6 separate regions of the Homo sapiens genome follow, and all the other regions are linked to region 3. The links are chromatin contacts, found by Hi-C or POLR2A ChIA-PET in ENCODE. All regions are on one chromosome and are shown on one strand. The core of a region is the stretch at or near the end of the contact, and the rest is flanking DNA. Distances in the headings are between cores, read along the strand shown. Region 1 holds the start of ABHD14A-ACY1 (ABHD14A-ACY1 readthrough). Region 2 holds the start of QRICH1 (glutamine rich 1). Region 3 holds the start of HYAL2 (hyaluronidase 2). Region 4 holds the start of TEX264 (testis expressed 264, ER-phagy receptor). Region 5 holds the start of DCAF1 (DDB1 and CUL4 associated factor 1). Region 6 holds the start of DUSP7 (dual specificity phosphatase 7).

Region 1 (3,436 bases), core at 170-2,669, 1.7 Mb after region 3:
AGCTGGAACCACAGGCGCGCTTCCACACCGGAAAGCCCATTTTCTAGAGGCGGAAACCGAAGCGCCCAGTGGGAAAGGCGACCCGCCGGGGATGCGGGGTGCTCAACGCGCTGCCACCTGGGGCCCAACGCGTTGACCTCGCGGTCAGGTTGCTTCCGCGGACTACGGTTCTGGCTCGCTAGCTCTGGAAGGGAGCACCGGGAGGGAATGGTGGCAACTCCCAAGGAGGGGACCCAGGGATCCGAGAAAGGAAGACTTGGGGTAGGTGGGGTTGGATTTTGACTGGAGAGAAGAAAGGGTCAGGAGTGCAGGGCGGGTACCTGGGGAGCTGCGTGGACTCGCGCAGACGGGAAGCAGGCGCGTGCTGGCGGTGACCTGGGGCCGGAGGAGGAACGCTGGGAAGAGGCCGGGCCCCATCCAGCGGGGGCGGGGACTGGGCCGTGCTCCGGGGCGCCCTCTTGTGGCCACAAGCTCGCAGCGTCCATAGACTCCGCTAAACTCGTTCTCACAGCGGCGTCAGTTTCCCAAAGCCTCTCGGTCTCACATGCCCCAAACGCGGTGCTGAGCACGGTTTCGAACTCTTCAGCGACCTGCCCCACATGGACATGGAGCAGTCTGAGGAGGAAAGTTCCTTCGGGATCGCATCCTTGCTGCTGTCTTCCTGCTCCCCATCCCCCTTATCCCCAGCTTGAACTGCCCAGGGCAACTTGTTGGCCTGGCACGGAGTTGAGGCCCGACAGGTTTGAGTGCGAGGCTCCGCCAGTGTCCAGCCAAGTGGCCTTGATCGTTTTCCCAATGCCCCCGAGCCTGTTTCCTGCCAGTAGAGCGGGTCAGATGTTGCCAACCTCTGCAGAGTAGCAATAAGCAGTAAACGCCACGCTCTGCACAGCCTCCCAGTGCTGGGCCTGGTCGCCACGCGGAGCCTTGGGCTGGGACAGGCCAGACGTTGGTAACACATCGCCAACCAGGGCAGGCGCCATGAGTAGACGTGAACGAGCCCAGGGCCAGCCCAGGCTCTGACCGTGGGTGTGCGTCGGGGAGGGGGTGGGGAGGAGTGGGTAGGAGTCAGGAAAGTGGGTCGGCCAAGACCTGGAGCTGCTGCATAACAATATCTGGCATTTACACAACGAGGCCTCTGCTCCGGACACTGTTCTGAGGCTTGACCCGTCCTTAAGAACCTAGGACAACCCTGTGCGGTGGGTTTTATCCTTAACTCCATTATACAGGCCAGAGAACTGAGCCAGGGTGGAGATGTTCCACTGAGAAGAAGCCACATGGCTCTCCGCCGGCTCTCAAGCCAAAAACAGTTCCGAAAATCTGGGCGGGGAGCGGGCCAGAGAGCGCTGGGGCTCTGCCCCCAGCACCCCCTCCACGCAGACGACTCGGTAACTGGGTTGCAGGCCCGCGGCTGCGGAGTGCGCAGGCGCGCCGAGATGGCCGCGCTCCTGGCCGCCTAGAGCCGGAGCGGCCCGCGGAGCTGCGGAGGCAGCCATGGTCGGGGCGCTGTGCGGCTGCTGGTTCCGCCTGGGCGGGGCCCGCCCGCTCATCCCGTTGGGCCCGGTGAGTCTCCCGGGGGAGGGAGGCCGGCCGGTGGCCCAGGGGAGGGCCGTCTTTACCCCGCCCCTTGCCCCGGCGCCCCGGGGCAGAGTCCCGCGGAAGAAGCAGACGCTGGGGCCGCGAATGTGCATGTGCGCGCGTGTAATGTGTGTGCGCGCGCAGGGTCTGCATATGTTCTTGGGGGTCTGGGTGTATGTGTACGCTTGTGTGTCTGCATGGTGTCCGTCAGTGGGTTTCTGCGCGCTTATATTTTTGGGGGGGGGGTGTGTTCGTTGATGTCTGCCTGCTTGTGTCAGCGTTATGTCTTCCGAGTGTATTTCTGTGTGCGTGTGATTTTAAGGGTATGTGTCTACCTGTCTGCGTGTGTGCATTTCTGGGGGTTTGTGTGTGTGTGCGTGTCTGCTTTCCTGTGCATGTGCCTTTCTTGTGTGAATGTGTAGTCTTACGGTTGTGTGTATGACCGTGCTTGAGTATTTCTGAGGATCAGCCTGTGGTTTTCAAAGTGTGCATCTCCATCAGTCTCTCTGGCTTCCTGATGCCTGACTGTGTGCGTGATGTAGAGGGTACCATTACAAGGGATTAATTGCACACGGGCCAGTGTGTGTGCAAAGAGGCTGCATGTACATGCAGGGAATAGCTTGTGCAAAAGAAAAGCGTGTGGGGGCAAGACTCGTATTTGTGCGTGTGTGCACCTGTGTGTCATTGTCAACGCATATTCCAATGACCTAACCCGGGCACAGTTTACCCTGCCCCCCGCAAACCCCCGCAGGCGGCCAGCTGCAGGTCCACTACAATTTCCTAGTACTGCGGGCACCCTCGGTTGCCAAGGCAACAGCCTAAGCCCCGCCCTTCCCGCTTTGGAGAAGCGCGGGGGCGCCCCGAGTGGGCAGCAAGGAAATGTCCCTCGCGCCCGGTGGGAATCTGGACTAACGCCCAGTTAGAGACGCGCGTCTGAGGTTGTTAGTGGTCTGGAAGAAAAGAGGAACGCGCTCTTCCTCCACTAGGTCCTGGTTTTCCAGAAACAGCAGAAAGGCGGCTGCTGCTGTGGCTCACAAGCCCCCCGACCCCGAAGCCTGGGGATGCGGGCTCAGGAAACATCCCCAAAACATCCCGGAGGGATGAATAGGAACCAAGACGGGCCCCCGGCTCCTAGTTCGGGCAGGCGCCCAGTTGGCACTCAATAAAGATGTGCTGGCCCGGCGCGGTGGCTCACGCCTGTAATCCCAGCACTCTGGGAGGCCGAGGCGGGTGAAACACGAGGCCAGCAGTTCGAGAACAGCCTGGCCAACATGGTGAAACCCTGTCTCTACTAAAAAATACAAAAATTAGCCGGGCGCGGTGGCGGGAGCCTGTAATCCCACTATTCGGGAGGCTGAGGCAGGAGAATTGCTTGAACCCGGGAGGCGGAGGTTGCAGTGAGCCGAGATTGTACCACTGCACTCTAGCCTGGGCGACAGAGCAAGACTCCGTCTCAGAAAAATAAAAATAAAATAAAGATGTGTTTGCTGGACTCCTGGAAGGAAGCAGGCGTGCTCATCCTAGGCCCAAGAAATGACAGGGACAGCCCTGATCCAGTCCACGGTATTATCTAAATCTCACAGGAAGCTTAGGAGGGCAGCCACGAGGTTATCCCATTTTACTGACAAACTGAAGACACAAGGTCAGGAAGTGGCAGTCTCAAAGGCCTGTCCTGTTTGAGTCCTGGGTCCTAAGGGCTGTCCTCTGGGGTGGCAGAGACCCCAGATTGGAGGAGTCCACGAAGCAGTCATTTGGCCAGAAGCTGTCTGTGTGTAGGATGGGGAGTAGCAGGCGGCATTCATCTCTCCAACCTCTACACTGTGCTTTTCATTTCTGGGTGTACCATGCTCCTCCCTGGCCC
Region 2 (3,740 bases), core at 18-2,517, 1.2 Mb before region 3:
TTTTAGTAATTTCTGCTGGGATTTCTGCAATTTCAAAAAAGGTAAAGCACTGATTCTCAGGTTGTTCCATTTTGTTTAAGGCCAACTTTTTGGCTGAGGCAAAGGTGGGCCTTTAATATAATAAAGTAAGCCCCTCCCACTTACGCAAAAGAAAAGCTGCGTTTAAGGATTTAAACTGGCATTTTAGAGCTCGGAGTTCACATGGGCCACATAAGCGAATTCCCTTCCGGAGCGCACAGAGGTGACGTGTATGAATTACGCTTATGGACGTATTAGTTTCTAATGAAAGATAAGCAGGTACCACTCAAGGGCCTTCTAATATTAACCTTCCCTGCCCGGCAGAAAGCCCAGTACAAGGTGAGGAAATCCGAAGGGGCTCACTGCCCTCTCAAACCAAGAGGGCTTGGTTTCCGAAGCAGAGAAACACCCTACCCAAGCACCCGCACCGTACTTGGGCCTCAAGTAACGGCATTCTTCGAGGAGAACGGGCAATCTCGCCCCCCTCACAGAGGAGCGGAACCGCAAGCCAGACAGCAAAGCTGGTTGGTTTCTCTCCAGGCCGAGGCCACGGATGCCCGGGAACGTCACCAGACCAGAAAGGACCCAATCCTCAACCTTCCCAGCGCAACGAGCCGCGGCCGGCCCTCTGCTCAGCAGAAGCCTCCTGCGCGCTCTCGAGGCAGCACCGCCACCCGATATCAGAGCGCGCGCCCCAAAACTGGGGGTCGTCACGGGCGCGCGCTCCAGAAAGCCGCGGTTGCCCACGGGCCACAGCTCCTAGAGCAGAGATATCCGGGCCGGGAACGCGCACGTCGGCGGCCACGCGCACCGAGAGCCGCACAGCGCGCGCGCGTAAAAACAGGCTCAGCCGCGCGCCCGCACCGGCGCGCCATCTCGCGCCGCGCCCACCCAAATCCCCGGGCCACCCCTCCCCCATCCACAGGGCGGGGTGCGCTAGCCCAGGAACGTTTTCGGCTCCGGAGCCGCCCCGAACTCTCCAGGGCCCAGCGGTAGTGGCCCGCCCGCCCCCGCCCGCCGTTGTGTGGGGTGGGCCCCCCGTCTCAGGCCTACAGCTTCGCCGCATCCCCACCCGCACTGGAGCCCTCACCCGGCGACGTCACTGCCGCCGCCGCCGCCGCCTCCGCTGCACCCGCCGGCCCCGCCGCACCGCCAGGGACCCTGGTTCTGCCGTCGTCGCTCCAAGACCGACAGGGTTTTCTCCTCACAGCTCCCTGGGCGCCATCTTACATTCAACCCTCACAGCCAATAGGAGCCGATTGCTCCTCTCGCGATAATCGGGGCGTCGGATCCCGCGAGATCTGGGACTGCCTACCGGCCAAAATTAAAGTGAACGCTTCAGCAGGGGAAGGTGGCCGCGCTTCTGGCCGCTAGAGCGGATAGTGGATCCTAGGGTATGGAGCGGCTCGCTCCGCCCATGGACGCCTCTCCATGTGGGGCGGAGCTAGGGCCGTGGCTTGGCCTAGTAGTGGAGTCTCGGAAGGCTAGGGCTCCAAGCTAGCTCTTTGGACCCACCTTCCGTCGCCCGCCAGAGCCTCCTTTGGTCGAGCACGCCCACGCGGGGCGGGGCCTGGCCAGGCTCGGCCTCTCGCTTAAGGTGGACCCCACAAACTTCTGTCCTGGGCCTGGCGTCCCCAGCCGTGCCCTGCCTGGGAAGCCTCTAGGTTGCTCACCTCCTGGAGGAGTCAGCATCTGGTACTCCCGCTGTCTGCTGCCATCTGAGTTCAGCCTTCCGCAGTTGGGTCCACCTTAAAGCGGGCCCCCGGGTAGCCTAGTGTTTGTATACAGGGAAAATGTGGAAGGCGTTAAAGCTGCAGGCACACTCGGGCCTCAGCAGCAGCCTACACTGCCCCCAGAGGGCTTCCAGCCTGCTGTAGACTCTTTTTGCCTCGGAGCTTTTGCCCTTGTTCCTCTTATCCTGGCAAACTCCCCGTAGTCTTTCGTGATTCCCTTCAGAAGTCACTTCGTTAGAGTAATGTTTTCTGAGGCCCAGGCTGGGTCAGGAACCTCTTCCAGTCTTGCACAGGCCCCAGGGAGACCGCTCCCATACAGTGCTTGGTCACCCATTTCCCCTCCCGTGAACTTGGAAGGCCACCACAGCACGTATGCCCCATCTCACTTTGCCTGGCACGTAGTAGGCACTCAAAAATTATATGCCGAATGGGCCGGGCACGGTGGCTGAAGTCTGTAATCCCAACACTTTGGGAGACCGAGGCGGGTGAATCACCTGAGGTCAGGAGTTTGAGACCAGCCTGGCCAACATGGTGAACCCCGTCTCTACTAAAAATACAAAATTAGCCGAGTGTGGTGGTGCATGCCTGTGATCCCAGCTACTTAAGAGGCTGAGGCAGGAAAACTGCTTGAACCTGGGAGGCAGAGGTTGCAGTGAGCTGAGATCACACCATTGCACTGCAGCTTGGGGGACAAGAGTGAGACTCCGTCTCAAAAATAAAAAAGAATTATAGGCTGATTGGGCGCAGTGGCTCACGCCTGCAATCCCAGCACTTTGGGAGGCCGAGGCGGGCAGATCACCTGGGGTCAGGAGTTCCAGACCAGTCTGGCCAATTTGGCAAAACCCCGTCTCTACTGAAATTACAAAAATTATTCAGGAGTGGTGGCGCCCGCCTGTAATCCCAGCTACTTGGGAGGCTGAGGCACGAGAATCGCTTGAACCCGGGAGGCAGAGGTTGCAGTGAGCCAAGATTGAGCCACTGCACTCCAGCCTGGGCTAGAGTGGAACTCCGTATCAAAAAAAAAAAAAAAAAATTATATGCTGAATGATCAGACTGGGAGCTAGGCCTCTCCACACCAGCAGAAACAAACCTTTTAGATCCCTCTGGCACAGGGGTCCTAACCATGGACAAACACCCCAGGGCCCTCCATTCTCTCAGACCAGGTGCGGAGGGTATGAATCCTACCCAGGCCCCTGCCTTTAAGCACCAAAAAGTGCACCGGTGCTTTCAAAGCTGTCAGTACCACTCTGTTCTGGGAAAGTCCATTCTCACAGACAAAATGTGCAAAAGGCACATCTCCATCCCCCAATCATACCACCACCACCAGCATGTCTTCAGGGCCTTCAGATGCTAGAAGTGCAGAGATAACACACAGACTCTAGGAGAATTTAGCTGTTCTTTATTGACATGGAATTTGGGGTGGCGAGGGTAGCCACACCCTCCAGGAGGATGAGGTAGGTTCAGTGCTTCCAGCTCACACCTTTCCTGGGTCTTCCTTCAGTGTGACAGTTCGGTTAAAGACAAGCTGGAGGGCAGAGGGAAAAGGATGACCACCAACCCAGAACAAGGCCAGGGAGGCCTGGGCAGGTTTCACCACAGACACCTCCCCCTAACATCCTTCTTAAGCCAAAGAAGCCGAGGGACTAAGGGTCAGGAGGCCCGGGTCCTCAATAACTTTGTGACTTTGGGTAAGGGACTGAATGGGGCTCTAGGCTATAGTATTATATGGACCATAACAACCACCGTGGGGGTCCAGGGTATAGTTTTATATGGATTATAACAACCACCATGTTTGCCCCCTACTTTAAGGAGTAAGAAAGACAGGGTGGGCTGGTGCAGTGGCTCACGCCTGTAATCTCAGCACTTTGGGAGGCTGAGACAGGCAGATAATCTGAGGTCAGGAGTTCAAGACCAGCCTGGCCAACATGGCAAAACCCCGTCTCTACTAAAAATACAAAAATTAGGCCAGGCGCAGTGGCTCACGCCTGT
Region 3 (3,731 bases), core at 1-2,500:
GGCCCTTTAAGACTCCAGTGCGGAGGTGGGCCCGGGATTGGACTTGCGGACGGGGCGGGAAGGTGTGGTCCACCTTTCTCGGTGCCGGTGCCTCGTTTCGGGCTCGAAGAGCCCCAGGTCCTCTGCAGAGGGACGTGGCCGCCCATTTAGGACCCTAATGCCCCTCTGAGCCGGGCTTTCTATGGGAGTCTCAGCCACGAGCGCCAGTCAGCCTGAAATGTTTCCCCTGCAGCCCGAGGCCGGTGGTTCAGTCCTCCCAGCTCCGCGGCGCCGCCAGCCCTTTAAAGAGACAGTGTGAGGGACAAGGCAGGGGGACGGGAAGGGGGGGGGGGGGAATAGGAGGAGGCGTTGCCCCGTTCGGCCATCAGGAGGTGCTGTGGTACTCCGAGGTTGGCAGGGGGCAGCACCAGATCTGGCTCTGCACCCCCTAACGTAGACGCCAGCCGTGGGTCCCCTTTGTGTGGAAAAAGGGACTTTGACCTGAGGCGACCTCTGGTCTCCTGGAGAGTAGTGCCCCGCCTCCCACGAATCAGGGGCCCCCTTCTCTGGTCCGCCGTCTAAAGGGAGGCCCCGCCCCCTGCCAGACTGAGGGAAGGGGCCAAGCACCGCTTCTTAGCCGGCCCAGGAAGGGCCGAGGCAGTCGTTATCCTGGCAGCCCGGCTCTGGGTCGCGGCGTGGCCGCAGGGTTGGGGTCAGGGAAGCTCAGAGGGGTCTAGGAGGTTGGCCGCCCCTCTCCCTGACTCGCATCAGGGCGGGACAGTCATCCCTGAGATCCCGTCCTTTTCTGCCCAGTCTCTGAGGTCCTTTGGGAGCCCGGCTCCCTCTCAACCCCGAGGAGGCCTCCATTCCTTGCAGCAGTTTCTGGCTGGACCTCCGAGAAAGCCAGCAAGAGGGGTCTCCCAGGGCCTCCATCCCGTATCCAGCGCCCCCTACGCTCCACAGGCCTCTCCCGGTGGGGGGCAGGCTTAGACCCTGGCGAGCCCCGTGCGAAACCACCTCGGCTCTTCCTAGGTCCGCTCCCTTGTGCGAGACTCAACTCCCAAAAGGGCCCGCGTCTGCACCACCAGCCCCTAACCCTCCCGGGCGCCAGGAGAGGGAGGGAGTGCAACTGCGAGCGCATCTGTGGGGGTGCAGACCAGCCGTCTGCTCTGGGCTCACCTGTGTGGGAGTCCGTCGGCCCAGTAGGTCGGTGGCCTCCCTCCTTCCTGGGGTGAGCCTCTCCAGCTAGGCTACTTGCGCCAGCTGCTGCCCGTTGGGCAGCTCGCCGAGGACTTGATAAACCCCATTCCCTCCCATCCGCTCCCGCCTCCCATCCCAGCCCTTTCTCCTCACTTCCTGCTGCCCCCTGAGAGGAAAGGGCCAGGAACAGGCGTGGGGGAGGAGATCGCCTTGACCCTGTTTCCCTCCAGAATGCCCTGCTGGCTGGCTGCCCTCCCCACCCTTCCCGAGTAGGATCTGGCCCCGCCAGCTGCGCCAGGTGACAGGAAGGCTATGGGCTCAGGATCAGGTGCCAATCTCCCCCACACCCACAGCTTCCAACACTAGGGAACCTCTTCACTCCTTCCCTAGGATTGGGGCCCATCCTCAAATCCAGTAGGGTGTGAGAGGATGGGGTCAGGTGGTGGTGCTTTTGGGAGTCAAAATACTTGGGGGTCGTTCAGCTGATGGTCCCCCAGAGCAGGTGCCCAAGAAGGGAACTAGCCTTGGGGGGAGGGTCGGGGGGACTTCCAGTAGCTGAGTCCGTTTTTTTCCACTGAGAGCTTCCGCATCCTGTGTGACAGGACAATGTGTTAGTGAGTGTGACTGTGTGGGTTGGGGAGGAGGGGATGGACTGGGAGGGTTCTGCAGAGTGCTTTCCTGCTGGAGTTCATTCCTGGATGGATTTCAGAGTCCACTATACAGAGTAGGGGGCTCCTTACAACATGGATGAGGAAAGGGGTATACTCCTCTGGGAGGGGTGTTCCTGTGGCTGGCCCTAGGGAGGACTGCAGCAAGGTTCCAGCAGACCTCTCCAGGGGTGCAAATCTACCTACCCTCAAATCACCCAGAGCCAACCCCTCAACAACCCAATGGCCCAATGCCCAGGAGCCTCTCCCCCAACAGAAGGCTGTGTGAGGGGTAGGTGAATACCCAGGAGTCTGGCCCTGAGGACCAAGGAGTCCAAGACATGGTAGGGGAAGGTGCAGTGTCCCTGTACCACTGTGCTGGCTTCACAGGGGCCAGAAGCCTTGAAAGCTCCATGGGTGGGGACCCCCGGGGAAACAAAGGCTAGGCCAGACTGTCCCAGGGCAGGGACACTTCCTCAGGCAGCCAGCAGGAAGGAAGTGAGCACAGCCCGGCGGGAGAGAGTGGGGAAGTGTTGCCTGACCCCCATTGTTTCCAGCGATGGGGTCAGCTGGGTAGGCCCAGCACAGGGAGTTCCCTCAGGCTGGGACAGTGGTGGTAGGAGACAGGATGCTATCTGGCATGGGAGAGCCCTGGGCCTTGAACAGCCAGTAGAGGGGGACCATGGAGGATGACAGGGCCTCATGTTTGGCATCTTATGGGGGTATGGGGAGGCACCCCACAGAACTGCAAGTCCAGGCTGGATATGGTGATCCTGCCCTAGCCTTGACAAGTTCAAACCTCCGAAAGACTGGCAGACCAGCTCCCTACACTCAGAAGCCTGTCCCTGAAATCTCCCCTCTTTAACTGGGAGTTGGACTGATAGTCAAAGCCTAAGCCTAGTAGAGAATCTGCCTTATAGCAGCCCCTGAGAAGTGCAGGCAGAATGACCACAGTGGGCAGGCTGCAGGTGATGAGAAGATGGGGGCAACAGACAGCAGGGGCAATACTAGTGGGCCGAGCCTTGCTTGCTGAAACAGCAGCCTGAGCTCATTCTCCCATGGTGTCCGCAGGCAGGCCTCAGAGGAGGCACATGAGTTTGGGTTGCTGAGCCTGGCAGTAGGCCAAAGGCGTGGGGACACCTATCTGGCTGCTGTCCATTAAAGCTGGGCCTTTGAGGTCCATGGGGGTCAGGCCATGACCCCACTTAGGATCAGCTGGCGATGCTACAGCTAAGACAGATATTCCAGAACTATCTTGGGTCACACTCTCTCACCTTAGATCAGGCAGGTGGGGCCAATCCTTAGTGAAGTATCCCAGGGCCTTCTGATTCCAAGGGTCACCACCACATGGATCACAACAGATAAATGAGTGCCCTCCCACCCTGCAGGGGGCCTGCAGTGAGGTCTGTGTGAACACACAGCCACCTGCTGGCCACAGTTGGGATGGCCACAGGCTGGGCTCAGACTTACTCTTGGGCTTTGCTGGTCATAGGGGGCCTGCCAGAGTCCTGTGCCAGGCCTACCTATTGAACCCAGGTGGTAGTCTAGACACTGGGTGTCAGAGCCCCCACAGGATGCCACTCTCATGTGCAGGATCTACAAATCATTTTATTGAAATTGAACAAATAACACAACAGTCTTCCTAAGCTAGGGGCCATCCTCCCCAAGCCATTTCCCACATTATAGAAGCACAGAGCTTGCACAGTACTTAAAAAAAAAGTCACCTCTATATAGAAATCAGACTCTGCCACGACATCATCATGGACTATTTACAAACCTTCACATTATAAGTATTCCTTTTATGGTTTTTCCCTCCTTTCTTTCCCTACCCAGGGGTTCTAGTGCTTTCCCTTGACTGATCCTGAAGGGGTGGGGGTTACTGTAAGGGAGGGGGTGGTAGGCTAC
Region 4 (3,428 bases), core at 797-3,296, 1.3 Mb after region 3:
GAAACAATTTTCTGGAAATTTACAAAGAAGGATAGAGAAAGAATCTCTGTAGTGATTCCTTGGACAGAGGAAGGCAAGAGGAGATGAAGGCCAAGTCTGGACTCATGATAGGGGAATCTGTGCTATTGGGAGATAAGATTGGGAGTGGAGGATGGTTGCAGCACATGGCTGGGCGAACAGGTTTCCTCAGACCTGTTACAAGGGGTTGGAATGAAGAAAGTGCCTTGTAGAGTAGGCTGCTGCCTCCTGGTGGCCAGCCGCTGCCTTGCAGGGATCCTGCCAAGGGACCTCACTTGGCACTGTTGGAAGCAGCCTGAGGTGAAGCTGGGCAGGCTGATGTCATGGCCTGCAGCCCCAGTCACCAGCGGACTCTCCTCCCACAAAAGAGGTGCTGAAGCTCCTGAGGCACATGTTGAACTCTGATGTGGGGCTCTAGAGTTCCCCAATCAGGCTAAGGGAAGTGAGCAGAGAGAACAAGATAAAGAATGGGCACTTCCTTATAATGGTTTCCTGGGAAAAGCTCACCACCTTCTGAGAAGCAGGAGAAATGACCACGCAGACCCTGCAGGCAGAGGCTGTCAGTCTCTGAGCCCGGGCCATGGCTGCTCCTTGTGTCAAAGGAAATGCTACCAAGTGTGTAGCCCGCCTGCCTGGGGCACCTAAGCTGAGGGTTTGACCATGTGCTTGATGTTCATAGGTAAAACAACTGCTGCGACCTGCACTGGCCCAGCCCGGAGTGCCTGTGAGGGGCCAGCTGCCTGTTCTGCCAGTTTGCCTAGAGGGCTGGGACAGGCTTGGCCCTGTGGATAAGGTTCAAACTCCCCTGCCTGCGGAAGGAAGAATGTGAAGCAGAGGGAAAGGAAGCTGGGATTTTGACTGTCTCTGTGTGCCCAGCCTGCTCTTTGCTGGTGCAGTAGTGGGATCCACAAGGTGAACCACCCTGTGACTGCTGACTTTTCCCACCACCACCTTCGTGGTGTTCCCATCTGCTGGATCCCCCTCCCAAACATCAGTCCTTGTCAGGATACCAAAGTAGCTCTTGGCCTCGCCGGTCTTGTAGCCAAGCTTATGAGCATAGTTGTCACCTTCCCCACCTCCCACCAAAAGTCCGGGATTTTCACGAGGGGAGCGTTTTATCTTTGGGCCCCTAGAAGAGTGCTTTGTAGTTTGTAGGTCCTCAGAAATTTGAGGTGAAGATTGAACCAATCATCAAGGAGCTTACACTTGACGTGGGAATCACGTAAGTTACCGCTAAACCACAAAGGTAGACCAGCCTCCCACAGCCACAACCTGGGCACTGAGGGAGGAGCCTGGAAGAAGGGCATTCCCATGGAACGTGAACTCCAGGAGGGCAGAACCTTGGTTTTGTTCACTCTATCCCCAGCCCCTAGAACTGTCCTGGCAAGGAGTAATAATAAGTGTTGGATGGATGAATATACTCACGGAAGTGGGAATGGGTGGGTGGAGGCAGGAAGCAGATATTTGCGCTATGCAGAAGTTGGATCCACCAGTTTCTTCCGCGAGCCCAGACTGGGCTTCAGCTTCCTCACCTATGCCTTTCTTGGTTCCCAAGTCTGTTGCGAAGCCACAGTGAGAGAAAGTGGCAGGACTAAAGGTGGTACAAATGCCAGAGGCTGATACTGCTGTGCTGCGCCTCCCTAGGCTGTACAAATTCTCCTCAGCCCCAGCTCCCTGGTCCCCAGCCTGGCCCTCTACTGCGGGCCACTGGGCTGCCTCCCGTACCCGAGCCTGGGCCAGGCTGTCACTGTGGTGCTCCTGCCAACCCAGATGCCCTGGGGTGTTGCTAAATCAACCTCAGCAACCGGATAGTTTGTTGGAGGCGGGAAGGTACGCCGTGGGTTCCGCCGCAGCCAGCGCTGGGGCTAGGCACACGCCCGTTGCCATGGAGACGGGGCGGGGCAGGCCTCCGCCCTCCGGGTCCCGCGCGCACGCGCCCACGGCCACGGCCATGTCCCGCCGCGAGAGGGGGCGGAGCGAGCGTGCGCGGCGGGCGCGCGCAGGCTCCGTAACCGAACCCTGAGCCGCCTGCGCGGATCGGCGTCCGCAGCGGGCGGCTGCTGAGGTGAGGGCCGGGCCAGAGGAGAGGCATACCCACTGGGGCGTAGGTCTGGGACTCCCCCTGTCCGCCCTGGCGCGACCTCAGGACTCTCCGTGTCCCCTCCGTGACCCCCGCGGCCCGGGCCGCTCTTTGCATCTTGTCTTGCCCACAGCTGGCCTCGGCCAGGTCCGAGGGCCTGGATGCGACCTTGGGGCAGCCCCTACTCTTCCGGGCAGCCCACTTCCGCGGCCACCGGTGCAGGGCATGCCCCGGGGCCGTGGAGGTGAGGGAAAGAGGCGCGAGTCGCGTTTTAACTCCGCCCCCGTCCCCCAAGGCCGCGCCTCGCAGCCTGGGCTGCAAACTTTAGCGTCCTTTAAGTTACAGACGTGCGTGGGGCTCCGTGAGGAGGTGGGCGAAGAGAAAGGCTCTGAGTAAATAGGCAAGGCCCGGGGTGAGCAGGGGCTGGAATCCGAAAGTGGGAGGCGGCGGCCCCCCACCCTCCATAGTCCTTCCGCCCTCTGCTAGCACCGAAGTTTAGCCCAGGACGGGGGCCGTTTAAGGGCCCGGCCCTCCGCCGCCGCGCACGTGAGCGGCACCAGGAAGCTGGCTGGGCGCAGCCTTCCCTGAGGCTCGCTGGCACCGGCCGCACGCGTCCATCCCGGGCCTCTGAGCGGAGGGGGAGCCGAGGCTAGAGGGAGGGCGCAGTCTGCCCAAGGTCAGCGGCAGCGGCAGTTTCTGGGCGCCAAGTGTGATTGGAGTACTCCAGGAAGAGGGGCGTGACCAGAGCTCTAGCGAAGAGACCTGACATTGTAAAGCTAGGTTTGGCTTCTGATTTCCACAGGGGGTTTGAGAATGGGACGAGGGTGCTTTAGAGGGACCGGTAGGCTTTCCCTGAGGACGGTAATCAGGGCATGATGGTTGGCTCAGTGGTTATTTCCTGGGCAGGGGTGACTGTTCTTTCAGCTCCCAGCACTGGAGCGCTCGGCCCCTGCCGCACTGGATGCCAGCAGTTACTAAAAGTGAGCCTGGCATTTCAGGTGAGCTCCCAGACCTTCTTCCTTTTCTCTTGAATATAGGGGAAATTCACGTTACCTCTCCACGTGCCGACCAAGGCTCTGAGACCCCCAGGTGGGTTTTCTTCCCCCCCGCCGTTTTCTGAGCAGTTTGGGAAGTGAGAGGAAGAGAAAGGTAGATACTAAGTTTCCTTGAGGAGACAGGAAGTGTTCAGCTGAGATGGCAGATCAGGGTGAGGGCTTGTCATTCCCAAGGCAAGTGGGGGCCTAGATGCTGAGAGTTTTCCAGCTTTGGGCTCAGAGATGTCCAACAAGGATTTAATGCTTCAGGCGTTTTGGAAGCCAGTCACCAGAGA
Region 5 (3,767 bases), core at 457-2,956, 1.2 Mb after region 3:
AAGATCGCGCCACTGCACTCTAGCTGGGGCAACAGAATGAGACGCTGTCTCAAAAAAAAAGAAAAAAGAAAAAAAAAAAAAAAAGAGTTATCACACCACTGCACTCCAGCCTAGGCTACAGGGCAAGATCCTGTATCTAAAAAAACAGGCCAGGTGTAGTGGCTCATGTCTGTAATTCCAACACTTCGGGAGGCTGACCAGGGAGGATCACTTGAGTTCAAAACCAGCCTGGGCAACATACTGAGACCACTGTCTCTATAAAAAATAAATGAATAAAAATAAAAAATTTTAAAACTGTATAATAGGCAGAACAGTAAAACACTGTACTCAGCAACTACGCAAGAGATACTAAGTACAAAATGATTTCCCTACATTCCCCAAATTCTCTATTATCTCTTTAACATCCAAAAATATATACCCACTCAAAAATGGGTAATGAATAAATGTTATATAGAAAACCCAAATGGTCACATCATTAAGAAAAATACTAAATAGATCCTAAAATCTAAATATACACATTTACATAAACATTAAAGGTAAACTCCAGTAAGCTGGAAAAAGAAAATGCAGGATGATATTACCAATTAACCTCTCATTCTGTACATTAACGATGCATTTTGAACAGGAAGATGCTACTAATATAAAAAATTAAGACATGTAAACTAATTAAAAGGCTTCATCAAAAAAACAGGGTAAGGAAAAACCAAGACCAACATGACATGGCCAAGGACGAGTCATTTGTGACTCAAAAATAGCTAAATACAAACACTCCAAAACTATTTCCTCAACAAATGGAAAACCAGAGCGCTGCCACCGCAGTAAGAGGAAACCAGACAGAAAACCGTCTAAGAAGTGAAGTTGTTAAGCAAACGCTTCTGACACCCCAGTTGAAAACTACTATAACCCCCGGAAATAGACTCCAGGGAAGCTTCGCGGGCACTCTGAGGTTTGACTCCAGGCTGCGGGACCCGCACACCTCTCTTTCCAACCCTTCCCTCTTTCATGGGGATGGGAGGAGCGCCCGGAAAGCTCCGCCCCCGTCGCACGGTCCAAGAGGCAGGCGGGTGCAGGGAGAGGTGGCACGAGGCCGAGAGACGGGAGAGCCCGCCCAGGTGACTGGAGCTGGAGGCGGAGACACAGTCCGGGAAGGGGCCCGCCGTATAGTACGGAAGATGGAGCCCCGCAAGCCCGTACGGAACAGAGACTAGGAGGATTGGAAGGAAAAAGAAAACAAGGGAAATGAAATGCGCCCCTCCTCCAGGTAGGGGCGGACACACCCCGCCCCCCCACTCCGGGCGGAAGAGTTACTCTCGGGAAGCTTCTCGTGGGGAGTGGAGGAAGAACGTGGAGGCCCCGCCCCCAGGACAAGAATCAGGAGGAGGAAAAGTCCTGTCAGGCCCCGGGCCCAGCCTCCCGGCAGACCGGCCCGCCCCCTCCTCGCCGGCGGCCCAAGCAGGTGCCGCCCCTCCCCCAAGCCCGGCGCCCACTCTGCCGCCCGGCCAGCCGCGCGACCTGCTTCCTCGCGCCCCTCCCGTAGAGTCGCCTCCCTCCATTTCCCACTCACCGTCCGAGGCGGCTCCGCCGCTGCCCCCCCCCGACCCCGCCAGTGGCCACAGTTCACACACACACAGCCTCAGGTCCCGCACTCACTCTCCACTCACACACACACACAGCGCGACCACGGCTCCACAGCGGCCCACATATTATGCGTCACTCGCGCGCTACGTGCACCGCGCGCGCGCGCTCGCGCCTACTTGGCGCGAGGACCGCGAGCAAGGGGCGGGAAGAGAACGCCTGCACGATCGGGGAAAAAAAAAAAAAAAAAAAAAAAAAAAAAAAAAAAATCGAAGAGCCCCGGGGACGCCTGGGAAATGAAGTTCCGCGTCTAGGGGCGGGCCCACCAGTCCCAATTGACGCATGAGCTCTTCGCCTGGCGCATTGACTTCTGGATTTGTAGTTTTTTTGGATAAATGCGAACTGCTGAGTACTCATTGGCTGCTTCGGAAGGCGGAAGTGAAAAGTGAGGGAGCCAATCCTTCTAAGACAGTACTGTAATCGCCTGATACTTTTTCAGTGTCTTGTTCTGACCTGTGTGCGCAAAGAGCCTCTGTTTTATTTGGCCATTTGCCTTATCTTACCTAGAACATACCGTGATCTAAGAAAATATTTCTCATAAACATATCAGAAATCACAGCACTCATTAAATCAGAAGGCACTGGTTGTTTTTTGTTTGTTTTGTTTTGTTTTTTTGAGACAGAGTCTCGCTCTGTTGCCCAGGCTGGAGTGCAGTGACGATCTCAGCTCACTATGACCTCCGCCTCCCGGGCTCAAACAGTCCTCCCACCTCAGCCTCCAGCTGAGACTACAGGCGCATGCCACCACACCCAGCCAATTTTTGTTTCTGTTTTGTATGTGCGTGTTTGGTAGAGACATGGTTTTGCCGTGTTGGCCAGGCTGTTCTCGAACTCCTGGGCTGAGTTCTCCCAGCCTCTTTTTTCTCTGTCTTTTTTTTTTTTTTTTTTTGACAGGGTCTCGCTCTGTCATCCACGCTGGAGTGCAGTGGCGCGATCACAGCTCACTACAGCCTCAATCAACCTCCTGGGCTCAAGCTATCTTCTCACCTCAGCCTCCCAAGTAGCCGGGGCTACAGGTGTGCACCACCACACCCGGCTAATTTTTAAAAATTTTTGTAGAGACGAAGTCCCACTGTGTTGTCCAGGTTGGTCTTGAATTTCTAGGCTCAAACGATTCTCCTGCCTCGGCCCCCCGAAGTGTTGGGATTACAGGCATGAGCCACTGCACCCAGCCTCTGTCTTTTTGTTCAAGACCTAGCCTGTAAGAATCAATAGATACTTATTGCCAGGTTATTATACGTGAGGCAGAGAAGTGAAAAATCAAAAGCTCATAGATTAAGGCAGGACTGACCTCACAGGTCACTTAATTCAATTTCTTCATGTTGTTGGGAAAAATGAGGCCCAGAGGGAGTGAGCGACTTGCCCAGCATCACACAACCAATTAACAGCAGAACCAGAGGACTCCTTACTCTGACCAGCAGTCCCTCTTGTGGGGCATAGAAGATAAACATGACCCACAGTTGAGCAGAATCTCGACCTGACAAGATCCTACCCAGCGTTCAAGGCCTTATGCAGCTCATTATCTCTCCGGGAATGCTGAGCAAGTCTCCGTGCATCTCCATGAGTCTTCACGGCAATACTGTCACATGAATACAAGACACAGCAAGCCTGCTGCTATGCTCAGGCTCGACAGCTAGTAAGGATCCTGAATCCTGGGTCCCTTGGTTTCATTCCCCACTAGATCCCATTTCCCTCTTTCCAGAAAAGGGACCATCCTCCTTCTCTTAAATGTGTAACTTGGAGCTACTGCTCCAAGCAGAGATTCTCTAATATGTGCTGGGAGCGCCACAGACATGTCACCTTTCTTCACTTCTTTCTCCTGCCACAACACACAGGTCCCTTCTCTGTGCTTCTGGAACTCTACCTCTGTCAGTAATGGCCAGTACCATTTCTTTCAACTTCAGAGCATGCTGGGCCCTGAGCCAAGTGTTCCAGCCACACTCTCTCATTTAACCCTCACTACCCTGCCACACACACAGGGAAGATATGGTTAATCACCTTTACAGATGAGAAATCTGGACCCAGAGAGGTAGAACAAGGAATGGAACCCACATGCCATTCCTCCAGCACTCCTTCAGGTGACTTTCCTGCCATGCCTCCCTGGGCCATGAACCTAAAATGTATGAGGATGGG
Region 6 (3,359 bases), core at 825-3,324, 1.7 Mb after region 3:
CCATGCCAAGCATGTTACACGTGTGCCCTCTCTCGTGTTCTCTCCATCTAAACCATGACCACTTCACAGATAAGGAAACTGAGGCCCCAGAAGGTGAAGTGACGTGCCTGGACTCCAAACTGGTACCCATAACACTTCGGGGCCCCCAGCCATGGCACCAGCTTTAGGGCACTTGAGGACAGGCCCCAGCTAATTCCTCTTCTGCAGCTCCCACGCACACCTAGCACCCATGGGTGTTCAGTAACAGCTAAGTGGTAAAGAAAAGCAGACAACCCCATCTTAGCCAGCACCTCTGGGTTGGCAAACTCCTCTTATAGATGAGACCACAGGTGCCAGAGCCACATCTGGCTCAGTTAGAGGCAGAGAGGTCCTGGGCTTCCTGAACGGGAGTCTAGTGGTTGCCCAGCCCCGAAACTACAGCTGGGGAGGGTAGTGGGAAGGTACTGGCTGGCCCCTTCCCCCAGCAGGGGCAGGTTTTTGAAGGGGGTCCTGGCTCCACTTCTCTAGAACCCTCCCTTAGAACACAAGCCCCACCCCCAGCCTTGGACCTGCAGCGGGGGAGGGCCACTGGGGCGATACAGGGACAGGAGAAATGGGGAGCCCCTTGCAGCGAGGCATGGGCCCTGCGCCCGAGGGTGCCGCAGGCCTCCCCTCCCCTCCCGCCCGCCCCGCTGCCAGCAAGAGGCCATTTTGGAATGTTAATTGGAAACACCGGCCTCAGCCACTCGCCCCCCGGTGCTACCTCTCCCTTCTGCAAGCTCCGGGGCAGCAGGCTAGGGACCTGGGGGTCCCGAGAGACCCGGGCCAGGGCAATGGAGCCTGCCCATACCCTGCCCCAAGCGCCTCCTAGAGGCGGCAATTCTCCGGTGGAAGAAGCAATTCCCGGATCCAGGAGACCCCAACCCAAATGGTCTCCATGCGCTGGAGGTGAGGATGGTGCTATGAAAGGTGCCCTTCCTGATCCTGGCCTTCCAGAAACACGAATTCTAGGCTGGACTTGGGCGCCCTGCCGCTTTTAGGGTTCTGGGAGGCGGCGCCTTCCACCTCTGAGGGGCTCCACTGGAGCCCAGGCACTACTGTCGCCCCATCAACAGGAAAAAAAAGGAAACCCCAGGCAGGGGAAAGTTTGTTCCACCCACTCGAATCGTGCCGAGAAAGGGGGCGCAGAGGGAGCCCCGCGCCTGCCAAACCACACAGTGGGGACCCGGCTCCAGGAGGGCGGATGCGGGCCGGGGACGACGTGGCGCCCAGAGGGGCAGGCCGAGCGCGTGGAGAGGAAAGCGCCTCCAAGGGGGGCGTCAGGGAGTCGCGGGGGGGCCCCGATCCCGTAAGGCGTCTCGGTGCCGCCCTCACCTTGGAGGTAGTAGGCCTGGCAGCCGTCGTCGCGCAGCTTCTGTAGGAGCAGGCCGAGCACGGAGGCGGGAGCGCCGGGCTCGGGCTGCCACTCGGCCGTGGCCTCGTCGTAGAGCAGCACGGTGGCCGCCTTGCAGCGCGTGGCGAAGCGCTCCTTGTCGGCGTGGTTGGGGATGATGGAGCGGATGGGCAGGTTGCCCTTGCGCAGGCGGCGCAACATGAGGCCCGGGATGGCCAGGTTGATGGCCGTCTCGATGTGCGACGACTCGAAGAGCTCGTGCGGCCGGCAGTCGAGCAGCAGCAAGGACGCGCCGCCGCGCGCCTCCAGCTCCTCCTGCAGCCACTCGGCGCTCTTGCAGGGCATGGCCCCTGCCCCCGTCGCCGCGCCCGCCCCGGTGCCTGCGCCGGACCCCGACCCCGCACCGGGCTCGGACCCCGCCCGGGTGCCCCCAGCCGCCGCCGCCCCCGAAGTCGACATGTGCGCCCGCGCTGGGGGGCCGCGGAGCTGGTTTTTCATGGGGAGCGCGGGCGGCCCGGGGCCGGGGCCGGGCAGCCCTGCCCTGGGACGGCGCCCCGGCCGCGCGGGCCCCAGCCGCGTCTCCGGGCGCCCGCCTCCCGCCGAGCTGCGCGCCCGCCGCCCCGGCCTCCCGGCCTCCCGGCCTCCGTCCCGCCCGCCCGCCCGGCCCTCCGCGCGCACCGCGGCCTGACAGCCCCAATTAAACGGCGGCTCCGGCGGCCGCGCGCCGAGGCGTTCTCCGGGGGGCGGGGCCGCGGGGGCCGGCGCCCGGGCTTAAAGGCGCAGCGCCTCCACCGCCCCTCCCCACGGGGTATGCGGGCGCGCTCGCGACCCGAGCCCGGGAGACCAGCGGCGGGGCCCTCCCCCACCGCCTCCGCACCGTTGCCCCCTGGACTAGCTCGGAGCTGACTACGATCCGCCTAGGGACCCCGGCCTAGACGCCCTCATGGGTTCACTCTGCGCGTGCTCCCAAGCTCTTCTGGACACTGCGGGAAGAGAGGCCCTGGGGGCGTCCTATGCCTGGCACCCCCACCCCACATTCACAACAGCATAGTTTTCCTGGGACGGGGCGTGGTGGGGGGGATGGTCAAGCTGAGCAACCTCTCCTCCTCCCGCCTGTCATCCCATTCATTTTTTCTGTCATCGAGTTCATTCAACAAATGAGAACTGAACGCCTACTACGTGCCAGGCACTGTGCTAGGCGGTCACCGTTTCAGAGGACCTCATCGTTCCCCTGACGGTCACAGGCTCCAGACCTGAGGGAGAGCGTCTCACGCCAGCAGGCCTGATGGGAAATCAGGACCTGGGCAACTGGCGGGGTAGGAAGACTCAGGGCCGTGCCACCTTCCGTGGGCAGGTGTGGAGAAATCCTAGAAAGGACCAGCTTTGGGAAGGGATCGCGAGCCCTTTAAGAAAGCTTTACAAGCGGGGTGGTGACAGGCGCCCAGTGAAGCGCCACGTGACTTTTTCCACGGGGCCGGTGGGAGGGGAATGCTCCTTTATAATCAGCTTTCCTTCCCCTGCCTCCCTCTCAACGGACCAATCAACTTCCGCGGTAGGCGGGCGCCTGCCATGCAGATGGCCAATCCTGGCCGAAAGAGGCGGTGGCGGAGGGAGGCGGGGCCCGCCGCGGTTTCCACCCAGGGCGGGGAAGTGGGCGGGGCCTCCGCCCGCCCTGTGTGTCGATTTGCAGGCAGGCGGGGCAGCGGAGGTGAATGGACCCGCAGGTAGCGCTAGAACAAAGCGGCTAGACGCAGGCGGCGCGCTTGCGTAGGACCTGCAGTGCTTTCCCTACGGAGCCAGGGTGGCAGCTTGAGGCTGGACCCTGCCGTCTATCTGGTCCATTCTTTTGCCTGGCGGGGTGCCCCTCCTTGGGGCTTAACCCCCCGACTCCGCCCGAGGCTGGTCGGCTCTGAGACACCTTGCCCCCATCCCTGACTGGGGGAGCGGTGGTGCTTGAGGGACGGCCTCTGGAACCCCGAGGATTTGA

The links. A loop is a pair of places that touch in the nucleus more often than their neighbours do. ChIA-PET counts read pairs that join two places held with the same protein, here RNA polymerase II (POLR2A). Pooled maps may share reads with other maps.
Region 1: a pooled map shows a loop between it and region 3 (2.9-fold over the local background). The contact joins the promoter of ABHD14A-ACY1 here to the promoter of HYAL2 in region 3. A Hi-C loop is called at or near these places in 1 of 37 single-sample maps with no recorded cell type and 7 of 50 pooled maps. POLR2A ChIA-PET finds 5 or more read pairs at or near these places in 4 of 52 experiments (HEK293T, MCF 10A, activated T-cell and 1 more).
Region 2: a pooled map shows a loop between it and region 3 (8-fold over the local background). The contact joins the promoter of QRICH1 here to the promoter of HYAL2 in region 3. A Hi-C loop is called at or near these places in 7 of 50 pooled maps. POLR2A ChIA-PET finds 5 or more read pairs at or near these places in 2 of 52 experiments (activated B cell and activated CD4-positive, alpha-beta T cell).
Region 4: a pooled map shows a loop between it and region 3 (4-fold over the local background). The contact joins the promoter of TEX264 here to the promoter of HYAL2 in region 3. A Hi-C loop is called at or near these places in 1 of 37 single-sample maps with no recorded cell type and 3 of 50 pooled maps. POLR2A ChIA-PET finds 5 or more read pairs at or near these places in 2 of 52 experiments (CD4-positive, alpha-beta memory T cell and activated B cell).
Region 5: a loop to region 3 is called in a pooled map, with 7 times the contacts of the local background. The contact joins the promoter of DCAF1 here to the promoter of HYAL2 in region 3. A Hi-C loop is called at or near these places in 2 of 37 single-sample maps with no recorded cell type and 6 of 50 pooled maps. POLR2A ChIA-PET finds 5 or more read pairs at or near these places in 8 of 52 experiments (B cell, BJ, CD8-positive, alpha-beta memory T cell and 5 more).
Region 6: a pooled map shows a loop between it and region 3 (6-fold over the local background). The contact joins the promoter of DUSP7 here to the promoter of HYAL2 in region 3. A Hi-C loop is called at or near these places in 1 of 168 maps with a recorded cell type or tissue (posterior vena cava), 1 of 37 single-sample maps with no recorded cell type and 7 of 50 pooled maps. POLR2A ChIA-PET finds 5 or more read pairs at or near these places in 1 of 52 experiments (GM10248).

What each region holds. Positions count from the first base shown.
Region 1 is chr3:51,973,645-51,977,080 of GRCh38, forward strand. ABHD14A-ACY1 (ABHD14A-ACY1 readthrough) reads left to right here and starts at 1,420. Exons shown (of 17, transcript NM_001316331.2): 1 at 1,420-1,560. It overlaps ABHD14B (abhydrolase domain containing 14B), which reads right to left and starts at 405. Exons shown (of 4, transcript NM_001146314.2): 1 at 321-405. ABHD14A (abhydrolase domain containing 14A) reads left to right here and starts at 1,420. Exons shown (of 5, transcript NM_015407.5): 1 at 1,420-1,560. The coding sequence starts at 1,492. RefSeq lists enhancers at 1-530, 564-743 and silencers at 1-123, 344-513, 1,344-1,723, 2,329-2,623.
Region 2 is chr3:49,092,804-49,096,543 of GRCh38, forward strand. It overlaps QRICH1 (glutamine rich 1), which reads right to left and starts at 1,268. Exons shown (of 10, transcript NM_198880.3): 1 at 1,109-1,268. QARS1 (glutaminyl-tRNA synthetase 1) reads right to left here. Exons shown (of 24, transcript NM_005051.3): 24 at 3,129-3,276. The coding sequence ends at 3,226. RefSeq lists enhancers at 392-904, 1,273-1,392, 1,503-1,842 and a silencer at 903-1,152.
Region 3 is chr3:50,321,495-50,325,225 of GRCh38, forward strand. It overlaps HYAL2 (hyaluronidase 2), which reads right to left and starts at 1,251. Exons shown (of 4, transcript NM_003773.5): 1 at 1,159-1,251. TUSC2 (tumor suppressor 2, mitochondrial calcium regulator) reads right to left here. Exons shown (of 3, transcript NM_007275.3): 3 at 3,415-3,731. RefSeq lists enhancers at 15-354, 988-1,661, 2,444-2,945 and a silencer at 3,154-3,343.
Region 4 is chr3:51,669,206-51,672,633 of GRCh38, forward strand. It overlaps TEX264 (testis expressed 264, ER-phagy receptor), which reads left to right and starts at 2,047. Exons shown (of 5, transcript NM_015926.6): 1 at 2,047-2,083. It overlaps LOC124906237 (a long non-coding RNA gene), which reads right to left and starts at 1,900. Exons shown (of 2, transcript XR_007095907.1): 1 at 1,444-1,900; 2 at 1-451. RefSeq lists a silencer at 1,783-2,212.
Region 5 is chr3:51,498,309-51,502,075 of GRCh38, forward strand. DCAF1 (DDB1 and CUL4 associated factor 1) reads right to left here and starts at 1,707. Exons shown (of 25, transcript NM_001387579.1): 1 at 1,565-1,707. RefSeq lists an enhancer at 1,157-1,256 and a silencer at 1,367-1,596.
Region 6 is chr3:52,054,497-52,057,855 of GRCh38, forward strand. It overlaps DUSP7 (dual specificity phosphatase 7), which reads right to left and starts at 2,075. Exons shown (of 3, transcript NM_001947.4): 1 at 1,354-2,075. The coding sequence starts at 1,870. RefSeq lists silencers at 586-655, 1,366-1,415, 1,736-1,795, 1,996-2,375, 2,776-3,135.